Linked DNA regions of Homo sapiens: region 1 is linked to region 2. The links are chromatin contacts, found by Hi-C in ENCODE. All regions are on one chromosome and are shown on one strand. The core of a region is the stretch at or near the end of the contact, and the rest is flanking DNA. Distances in the headings are between cores, read along the strand shown. Region 1 holds the start of AMDHD1 (amidohydrolase domain containing 1). Region 2 holds the start of SCYL2 (SCY1 like pseudokinase 2).

Region 1 (4,175 bases), core at 1,575-4,074, 4.3 Mb after region 2:
CTGGATGACAGTTTGTGCTTCTTTTCCACACCTGGGAGCCTCTTCAAGATTAACTGCAATCTACACACACACACACACACACACACACACACAGAGAGAAAGAGAGAGAGAACTTAATTTAAGAATGAGATACCTTTAGAGACCTAAATGAATGAACACAATGGTGGAATTTACACCCTATGGCAGACAATCACTGAGATATTTATTTTTAGGAAGGGGGAGTTTCTGGTGTCCCTCAAACCATATTCTTTTCCAGGACTCATTTTATATATCTATAGCATATAGGGGATTAACTATTAGTTGATCTTACTGAGATTCATTCTAATCAGGACACACCATGGTATGTATATACTTGTTGGGAAAAAAAAAAACACACACTGTTAAAATCCATCCAATTCTGGGCTTTGAAATGGAACTTTCTTCCACTTCTCTGTGCTTTTAATCAGTACCCCTCTCCCTATACACACTCACACTCACAGCCTGTGTTCTTCTTGTCTACCAAAAGAAGAGCAGGATTAAGTTGTCCTTGAACACACAGGTTCTGCATAAGGGAAGTGATGTGAAAATTTAAGACAATCACCTAAATAATTCACCCTGAAAACACTTTTACCTTAAAACATTCAGATAATGAGGTGGGAGATATATTTCAAAGCATCTCAAATAACCAGATAATTATTCCAATTCTATACTTGATTTTTGCACCAACCTAATATATAAGACAGTGATGATAGTAAGTGAAAATAAAAACAACACCATCCTGTACCGAGCTAATCATATTTGAATGGCAAAGTTCTCAATATTCTTGTAAATTTATTTCATTGTAATAAATCCAACAAACTGTGAGAACAATGTAGCAGACTCAAATGAAAAAGCCCCATCTTCCAGACCACAAGTCAGCTCCCTCCTTTTCCTTTCCCTACTTTTTGTGGTTTTGATGTGAACATAGAACATGTCTTGGAACCCAGGACTTCATGTTGGTGCATTAGTATCATTTTATTTATGTATTTATTTATTTATTTTTGAGACAGAGTCTCGCTCTGTCACCCAGGCTGGAGTGCAGTGGCGAGATCTCAGCTCACTGCAACCTCCGCCTCCCGGGTTCAAGCGATTCTCCTGCCTCAGCCTCCCGAGTAGCTGGGATTACAGACGTGCGCCGCCATGCCCGGCTAATGTTTGTATTTTTAGTAGAGATGGGGTTTCATCATGTTGGCCAGGCTGATCTCGAGCTCCCAACCTCAGGTGATCCACCTGCCTCAGCTTCCCAAAGTGCTGGGATTGCAGGCGTGAGTCACTGTGCCTGGTCGCATTGATATAATTTTTATAAGATACTCCAGTCCCAACCCAGGTACATATTTTTCAACTTTCTAAGCAAAATTTTAAATAATATTTTCATAGTAAATTGGGAATGTTTTCATCCCTTAATTAAAAATAAACCAGTCAAGCTGGGCGTGGTGGTTCACGCCTGTAATCTCAGCACTGGGAGGCCAAACCAGGTGGATGGCTTGAGCCCAGGAGTTCAAGACCAGCCTGGGCAACACAGTGAGACATTGTCTCTACAAAAAATACAAAAATTAGCCTGGCGTGGTGGCGTGCACCTGTAGTCCCAGCTGCTTGTCAAGCTGAGGTGGGAGGATGGCTTGAGCCTGGGAGGTGGAGATCGCAGTTGAGCCTGGGAGGTGGAGCCAAGATCATGCCACTGCACTCCAACCTGGGCAACAGAGCTAGACCCTGTCTCAAAAAAACAAAAAATAGGCTGGGCGCAGTGGCTCATGCGTCTCAAAAATAAATAAATAAATAAATAAATAAATAAATAAATAAATAAATAAAATTAAACCAACCCACAGTCCCTTAAAAGCTGGGCTCTTGCACAACCCTAAACTGCCTCAGATAAGCCGTGGTCAGTTTGTGAGACTCATTGATCGTGTGCAATTGTGGTCCCATGGCACGCTTTGGATTCAAATTCTCATCCAACTTCCCTTGCTACCCCAGGTCGCCCTCAAACTTTGTTCTTTTATTCATATCTGGCAGGAAGCTCAGATGAGTAAGAGAAATATCTTGTTTTCTGATGGTCAAATCTTGATTTATTATCACTCAGGGCCATTATCGTCTAAATGTTCTCCGTGGTTCTAAAGCTTTAGTGTACGAGATCACGAGGATGTGAAAGGTACTTTTGAAAAATTCAGGTCTCAGAACTCCAGCCCCAGTGATGCTGATTCTAAAATTCTAGGGATAGGGAGTGGGGGACGCAGGTGGAATCAGAAATCTGCCGTAAGAATAAAATAACCACAGGCCACCCTGACAAAGGTGGTCTTCTGGCCTCCCTTTAAGAAGCACTGGGGAGGACCTCAACCCCTTCTGATGGTTGGACAGTGATATTTTACCAGCAGAGGCAGGACCCTGATGCGTTCCAATGGGGTGTTCCTCTCTGAGCTCTTTGGACGGAATGACAACCCCAAGCAGCAGAGCGTGTTAGCAACAGGTACCCCAAAGGCTGGCTTGCCCGTGTATCTCTGTGCAGGGACGCTTTCACGGCGTTGTTTCCCTCCAGAGTGCACAGTGAGAGGAAGAGCGGCCAGCTCCGCCCGTGGCGGTCCCCACCCTGCGCGCCCGGCCACTTACTTGCCCACCACCAGGCTGGCGCCTTCCAGCACCGCCAGGCTGCGCAGCGCATCCCGCGCCAGGAAGCGCTCGCCGCGGGCGCACACCAGCACCACTTGCTGCGCGTTCTCCAGCAGGAGGCTGTGGCCGCTTGCCATGTCGCCTCGCGCCGAGGGTCGCCGGGAGGCCACCGGGCTCGGGCCACCGGCAGGACTCAGTGGAGGACGAAAAGCCGCAGCCTGCGCTGTCCGGGGCTGGGAGGGTGGGGCGGGGGCGGGCGCTCGCAGCCGCTGCCCTTTGCTCGCCTCCCCCAACCACAGCAACGGGGGCGGTAATCATTGCAAGAATGGCAACGAGTAATAAACCTGATGAGGAATCCTCTCTTTTTTGGTCGTCTTGTCCCATCCCGAGTAAACGAGATGGAGACTAGTGTCCCTACTTTTCAGATAAGGAAACTTAAGCTTGGTCACCCCGAGAGATCAAAGTGAGCTGTGTGGATCACGTGGTATGTGGAAGCGCGTCAAGGGTTGGCTGGGTGAGGGCACCCGGAGTGTTCGGGAGTGAGGGACCGGAACCTGGGGTAGAGCCCCGGAAGGGGGGCCATGGGGGAAACCTCTGCCCGGGGGGTTGGGGTGGGAGCCTGGAGATAGCGCTCCTGGAGAGGGCAGAGTAGGGGAAAGCTGTGCCCAGGGGCAGGGACGGGAGCTTGGAGGTAGAGCCCCGGGAGAGGACAGAGTGGGGGAAACCTCTGCCTAGGGTGCTGGGACGCGAGCCTGGAGGCAGAGCCCCGGGAGGGTACTGCGTGGAGGAAACATCTGCCCACAGGTTCTGGGGCGGGAGCCCGGGACGCGGAGGGCCGCGAGCCGAGGGAACCTGGGGGTGGGGAGGAGGGGGATGCGGTAGGGGAGGTGCTCCTGGGTCCGCGCGGGTGGCGGGTGCCCCGCACTTATCCGTTGGCCAGCTGCGTTCCGGGATCAGCTACCAGACGGTCCCTGAGATGACCGGGAACCGGGCTGGGGGAGGATAGAGCCGAGACTGGAGGATCGATTGGCACCTCCGCCCACTTTTCCCACAACGCCTTCCCGAACGATAGGTTGGAAAGGCTCCTGGATCCAAACTCGCTGAGGTAAAATAGGTTTCAGCTCAGTGTCCGCCCCTCCGCATGCCCCCTCCCACCCCTCAGCTGTGTCTGGTGGGCCTACAAGCAACTTGCGACCAAAATTGGAGACAGAATCAAGTTTATGGAAGATGGTCTGTGATTCTCAGCCTCGTCGCTTCCTGCTACCAATTGCTATGGAAACACTGCCAGGCCCAGGCTTTTGAGTCCTTAATTACTTGATTTCGTTTATTCATGTTTATCACAAGCTCTGTGTTAAGTCTTGTGGAACATACAAAGATAGGAAAGGCGCTTTCCCTGCCCAGTAAAGACTTTACAATAAAAGTGATAGATGTGGACACAAATAATATACTATAAAAGCAGACTAAGCCTGCAAACCCACAAAATATAAAAGTTAATTTAGTCTCATTAAAAAAACCTGGAACAGAAAGCAAACACTCCTTTAGATGACCACGATAAA
Region 2 (4,476 bases), core at 1-2,500:
AATAAGACAGCAAACCAAACAACAACAAACCTGCAAAGTCCAAAAGGAATCTTCAAGCACCTGACTTTCAAGCCATCACCAGAACATAATGGGGTTTTACAGTGGCAGGCTGATTTGGAGCATTTTTGCTAAACTATTTATTTTTCAGAACGGAGATAGGCTACTTAGAAAACTCACTCATAGTATCCAATGTTTTTAGAAAGTGTCATCACAAATAATTCCTGAGTTTGACGTACTAAAAAATAGTTGACACCTTCCAATGAAGTCACTACAGGCATAGCGCTTTTAAGCAGCTTGTCTGGAGCCTCCTCGAGTGCCTTAGAGGGTGGATTTGATAATATGGCCTCCTTAATTACGGATCACAGGTATGTGCTCAAAGTCCAATAAGTTTTTGCAAGCTTTATCGGTCTAAACCCTCCTCCATCCGTATTCTCCCGTTTAGAAAAACAAGACTGCAGGAGTAACCGTGGGGTTTTTTCTCTTAACAAAACCCCTGCCCCACCCACCTCACACACAATAACCTTCCATTCCAGAACTAAAGCTACTGTCAGAGAAGGACGGCGGGCGGCAGGGCCCTGGCTGGTGACCCAGGCTACCGGATTCCGGACCTCAGAACTGAGGTGAACTCTCTCACCCGGTCCTAGAGTAGTGTCCAATGTCCCCGAAAGGTACTACGTTCTCCACCACCGAAACCCGAGCTCTCGAGCCGGCATGGGGGGCTCTCCCTCCGGCAGCTGACTTCGATCCCGGGTCTCCCGTCGCCTCAAGGCCTCTTTCGAGGACTCGGCCCTCTCGGATCCGCTCCCCGGAGCTCGCTGCTCGTCCAGCCCCGCTTTGCGCGGGCGCCGACCGCCGATCGCCCGGCCGGCCGCCGGCAGGCCCGTCACCAGGCAACACCCACCAGCCTGAGCGGCCCTGGGAGGCCTAACCCGGGCGCGAGTCCTCCATTCCCTCCTCGCCGGCTCCGGGAGCCCAGGCGAGAGAGCCGCCGGTGAGGGAGGTCGGTCGGTGCCGGCGGCCGGTCACTTACCTCTTCCTTCTTCCAGGAGGGGCGGTGCTGGGGCTCTTTCCCCCCGCCCCCCTAATAAACGCCTCCTGGCTGTTCCTGCTCTGCCTTCGTGCCTGGCCACTGACTCTGGCTTTACTCCATATCCTCCGCCGCCCCCGCGGCCGCAAACGTCGGAGCTAGAAGGAAAGGGGTGGGGAGGGGAGGGACCGGGGACGAAGAGTAAGGGAGGGGGAAAAAGACTAAAAGACCTGCCGGCCGGGGGCATGACGTCACTTCCTGCCGGTTCGGAAGAGGCGGAGCCAGTACTTCTCTCCGCCCCGGGTGTCAGGTGGGGCGGGGCTATGGTGCCAGGGGAGGAGCCAGCGCGCGAGCTTATGGCGGTTCTTTTGACTCCGAGGTTCCGTAGACTTGTCAGTCAGAACGAGCTTCCGGGCCCAGGGCTGAACGGGCCAAGTTCCAGGAACCGTAGAGATGGCTTCTGCCGGAAAAGGAGGACAGGTAGCCCTGTATATCCTAGCCAAATGTGCAGTGAAGGTGGAGGGGGCAGCTGAAGGGAGCAGGCGGCTGGGACTCTGCTCCTCATTGGTCCAGGGCCCCGCCCATTTCCTAGCCCCGCCCCCTTCCTGCCCTACCAGGCACTGGACTGGGGGACCCAGGACTGAGGCTTTTTAGGGGTTACTGTGGTGAAGTGCCCTTGGAGCGTGCAGGAAAGCGTTTTTTCTCAAACTTTAATATACATACGAATCCCTAGGATCTTGTGAAAGTGCAAATTCTGATTGAGGAGTAGGGTCTGATAATCTGCGTTTCTAATACATGTCCAGATGGCACCAATGCTGCTGGTCCCTAGGCTACACTTACAGCAACAAGGGGTTAATGTACTAGAGGGCAAATTCCTTGAGCTAGAGGAGTTATTTCTTTAATCTAGCCTACTTGTTTAATGAAGGTTAGAGAGGTAGACTGTCTATGGAAAACAGGCTGTACCGCTGTATTTTCCACCTACCCCGTCGAGTACCCTCCTGCCCACCTCCGCCCATCACTTTCTGGCCTCCCCTCCTCAGTCTCCGCTCTGCCCACAATGTCTGGGGATAAGATTTCTTGAGTGATTAGACGGGTAACTTCTGTTACAGAAGGAATTTGAGGGTGGTGGATTTTTATTTCTGTCATTTTATCGTAAACATATGTATAGTTGGGCATACTTTTGCGGTTATGCATAGTTGGAGAAGAGAGCTTAAGTTCTTGGATTCTACCCACTTCCCCCTGCAAATCTAGAAAAAACATTCTAGAAGTTCTAAGTTATTCCCTTATCATTCTTTAATTTTTTTAATTAATTTTAATTAAATTTAATTTTAATTAAAATTTTACTGGGGTACGGAAGAATGAAGAATGACTGCGAACTATAGGTTTCTTTGTGGAATGATGCAATGGTCTGAAATTAGATAATAGTGATGGCTGCACAACTTTGTGAATGTACTAGAAACACTGAATTGTACACTTTAAAAGGGTACATCCTCTTTCATCAGCCACCATTACAATCCTTCTTCCCCAAGGTTACTCGTTTGAAGTTTATTCTTCCAGATCTTTCTATTTATTTACATACATTTTTACATAGGTTGGGAATTCATTTTTACCTAAGTAGGATAATAATATACAAGTTGTTCTGCTCAGCTCATTTTTAAAAAATTTTTGTTTTGGGTTTTTCTTTTTCCCTACTTAATGAGATCCTTGCACACTATAAACATAGCTCTACTTCATTCTTTCTAATGGCTGGCTACTATTCTATAGTAAGGGTATACCATAATTTATTTAACTGTTTTTTTCAGGTAATAGACTGTTTTTTTTCCCTTGCCCAGGCTGGAGTGCAATGGCGTGATCTCGGCTCACCGCAACCTCCACCTCCTGGTTCTAGCAATTCTCCTGCCTCAGCTTCCCAAGTAGCTGGGATTACAGGCGTGCGACACCATGCCCAGCTAAATTTTTTTGTGTTGTATTTTTGGTAGAGATGGGGTTTCACTATGTTGGCCAGTGTGGTCTTGAACTCCTGACCTCCACCTGCCTCAGCCTCCCAAAGTGCTGGGATTACAGGCTTAAGCCACTGCGCCTGGCCAACTGTTTTTGTTTCTAATTGAGACAGGGTCTCACTCTGTTGCCCTGACTGGAGTGCAGTGGCAGGGTCACAGCTCACTGCAGCCTCGGCCTCCCTGGCTCAAGTGATCCTCCCACCTCAGCCTCCTGAGCAGCTGGGACTATAGGAGCACGCCACCATGCCCCACTAATTTTTTGTATTTTTTATAGAGTCTCCCTGTGTTGCCCAAGCTAGTCTTGAAATCCTGAGTTCATGCGATCCTTCTGCTTCAGCCTCCCAAAGTGCTGGGATTACAGGCATGAGCCACTGAACCTGGCCAGTAATAGACATTTTGATTGTTTTTAGGTTTTCATTATTTCTCAGCAATTTTTTTTTCTTTTTGCCCAGAGAAGTGGGATTTCTGTTATTTGGAGAGTAAGTTCAGCATGTGATAAGGCAATTTTTTTTCATTATGCAATATGTCCATGTAAAATAAGGCACATCTTTATCTAAACCCCTTAATCGGGAGCAACAGTGGAAGCACTTTCTAGAGCCCAATATCTCTACAATGTTTGGTAGTTTCACTTCATAATTTAGATAATTGGGTTATATTCAAGTATTCAGCTCAAGTGGGTATGTGACCCTCTTTCATTTTTCAGCAAACTTTTTTTTTTTTTGAGACAGAGTCTTGCTCTGTCACCAAGGCTGGAGTGCAGTGGCGCGATTTCAGCTCACTGCAACCTCCATCTCCTGGGTTGAAGAGATTCTCCTGCCTCAGCCTCCCGAGTAACTGGGATTACAGGCGCATGCCACCACGCTCGGCTAATTTTTGTATTTTTAGTAGAGGTGGAGTCTCGTCATGTTGGCCAGGCTGGTCTCAAACTCCTGACCTCAGGTGATCTGCCTGCCTCGGCTTCTGAAAATGCTGGGATTACAGGTATGAGCCACTGTGCCTGGCCTTAGCAAACTTTTTAAACAGCTGGTTTAAACAATTAAAAAAATTGATTATTTAGTTCTTTGCCTTGATCTCCCTAATGAAGAACTAACCATTGTTCAAAAGGGCAAAAAGAAAAAAGAAAAGGCAAAGAGTTTGGTGAAGCCACAACTCTGTAATAATCAATACTCAAGTGTATTTGCATTACTTTTAAATATGCCCTAAAATAACATTCTTGAAGATTCGGTATAACTAGTAGTTAACCATGTAATAAGGGTATATAAATTCATATAATAATGTATTTCACATCAGTAAAGCAAGTTCCCAGGTTTACTCTGTTTTTATTGGCAGACCCACATGGTGCAACTTAGTAAATATACTATAGTTTATGTAAGATGTGAGATGACACGTAAGAAGGACATTACCAGCAGATATGCCTTCAACAAGCATAAGGTTGTCAAAACTGAAAAA

The links. A loop is a pair of places that touch in the nucleus more often than their neighbours do. Pooled maps may share reads with other maps.
Region 1: a pooled map shows a loop between it and region 2 (8-fold over the local background). The contact joins the promoter of AMDHD1 here to the promoter of SCYL2 in region 2. A Hi-C loop is called at or near these places in 5 of 50 pooled maps.

What each region holds. Positions count from the first base shown.
Region 1 is chr12:95,941,980-95,946,154 of GRCh38, reverse strand. It overlaps AMDHD1 (amidohydrolase domain containing 1), which reads right to left and starts at 2,824. Exons shown (of 9, transcript NM_152435.3): 1 at 2,620-2,824. The coding sequence starts at 2,756. It overlaps CCDC38 (coiled-coil domain containing 38), which reads left to right and starts at 3,541. Exons shown (of 16, transcript NM_182496.3): 1 at 3,541-3,724.
Region 2 is chr12:100,263,951-100,268,426 of GRCh38, reverse strand. SCYL2 (SCY1 like pseudokinase 2) reads right to left here and starts at 1,250. Exons shown (of 18, transcript NM_017988.6): 1 at 635-1,250. It overlaps DEPDC4 (DEP domain containing 4), which reads left to right and starts at 1,348. Exons shown (of 10, transcript NM_001364818.2): 1 at 1,348-1,507. The coding sequence starts at 1,351. RefSeq lists enhancers at 616-675, 686-755, 1,426-1,505 and silencers at 826-905, 1,006-1,055.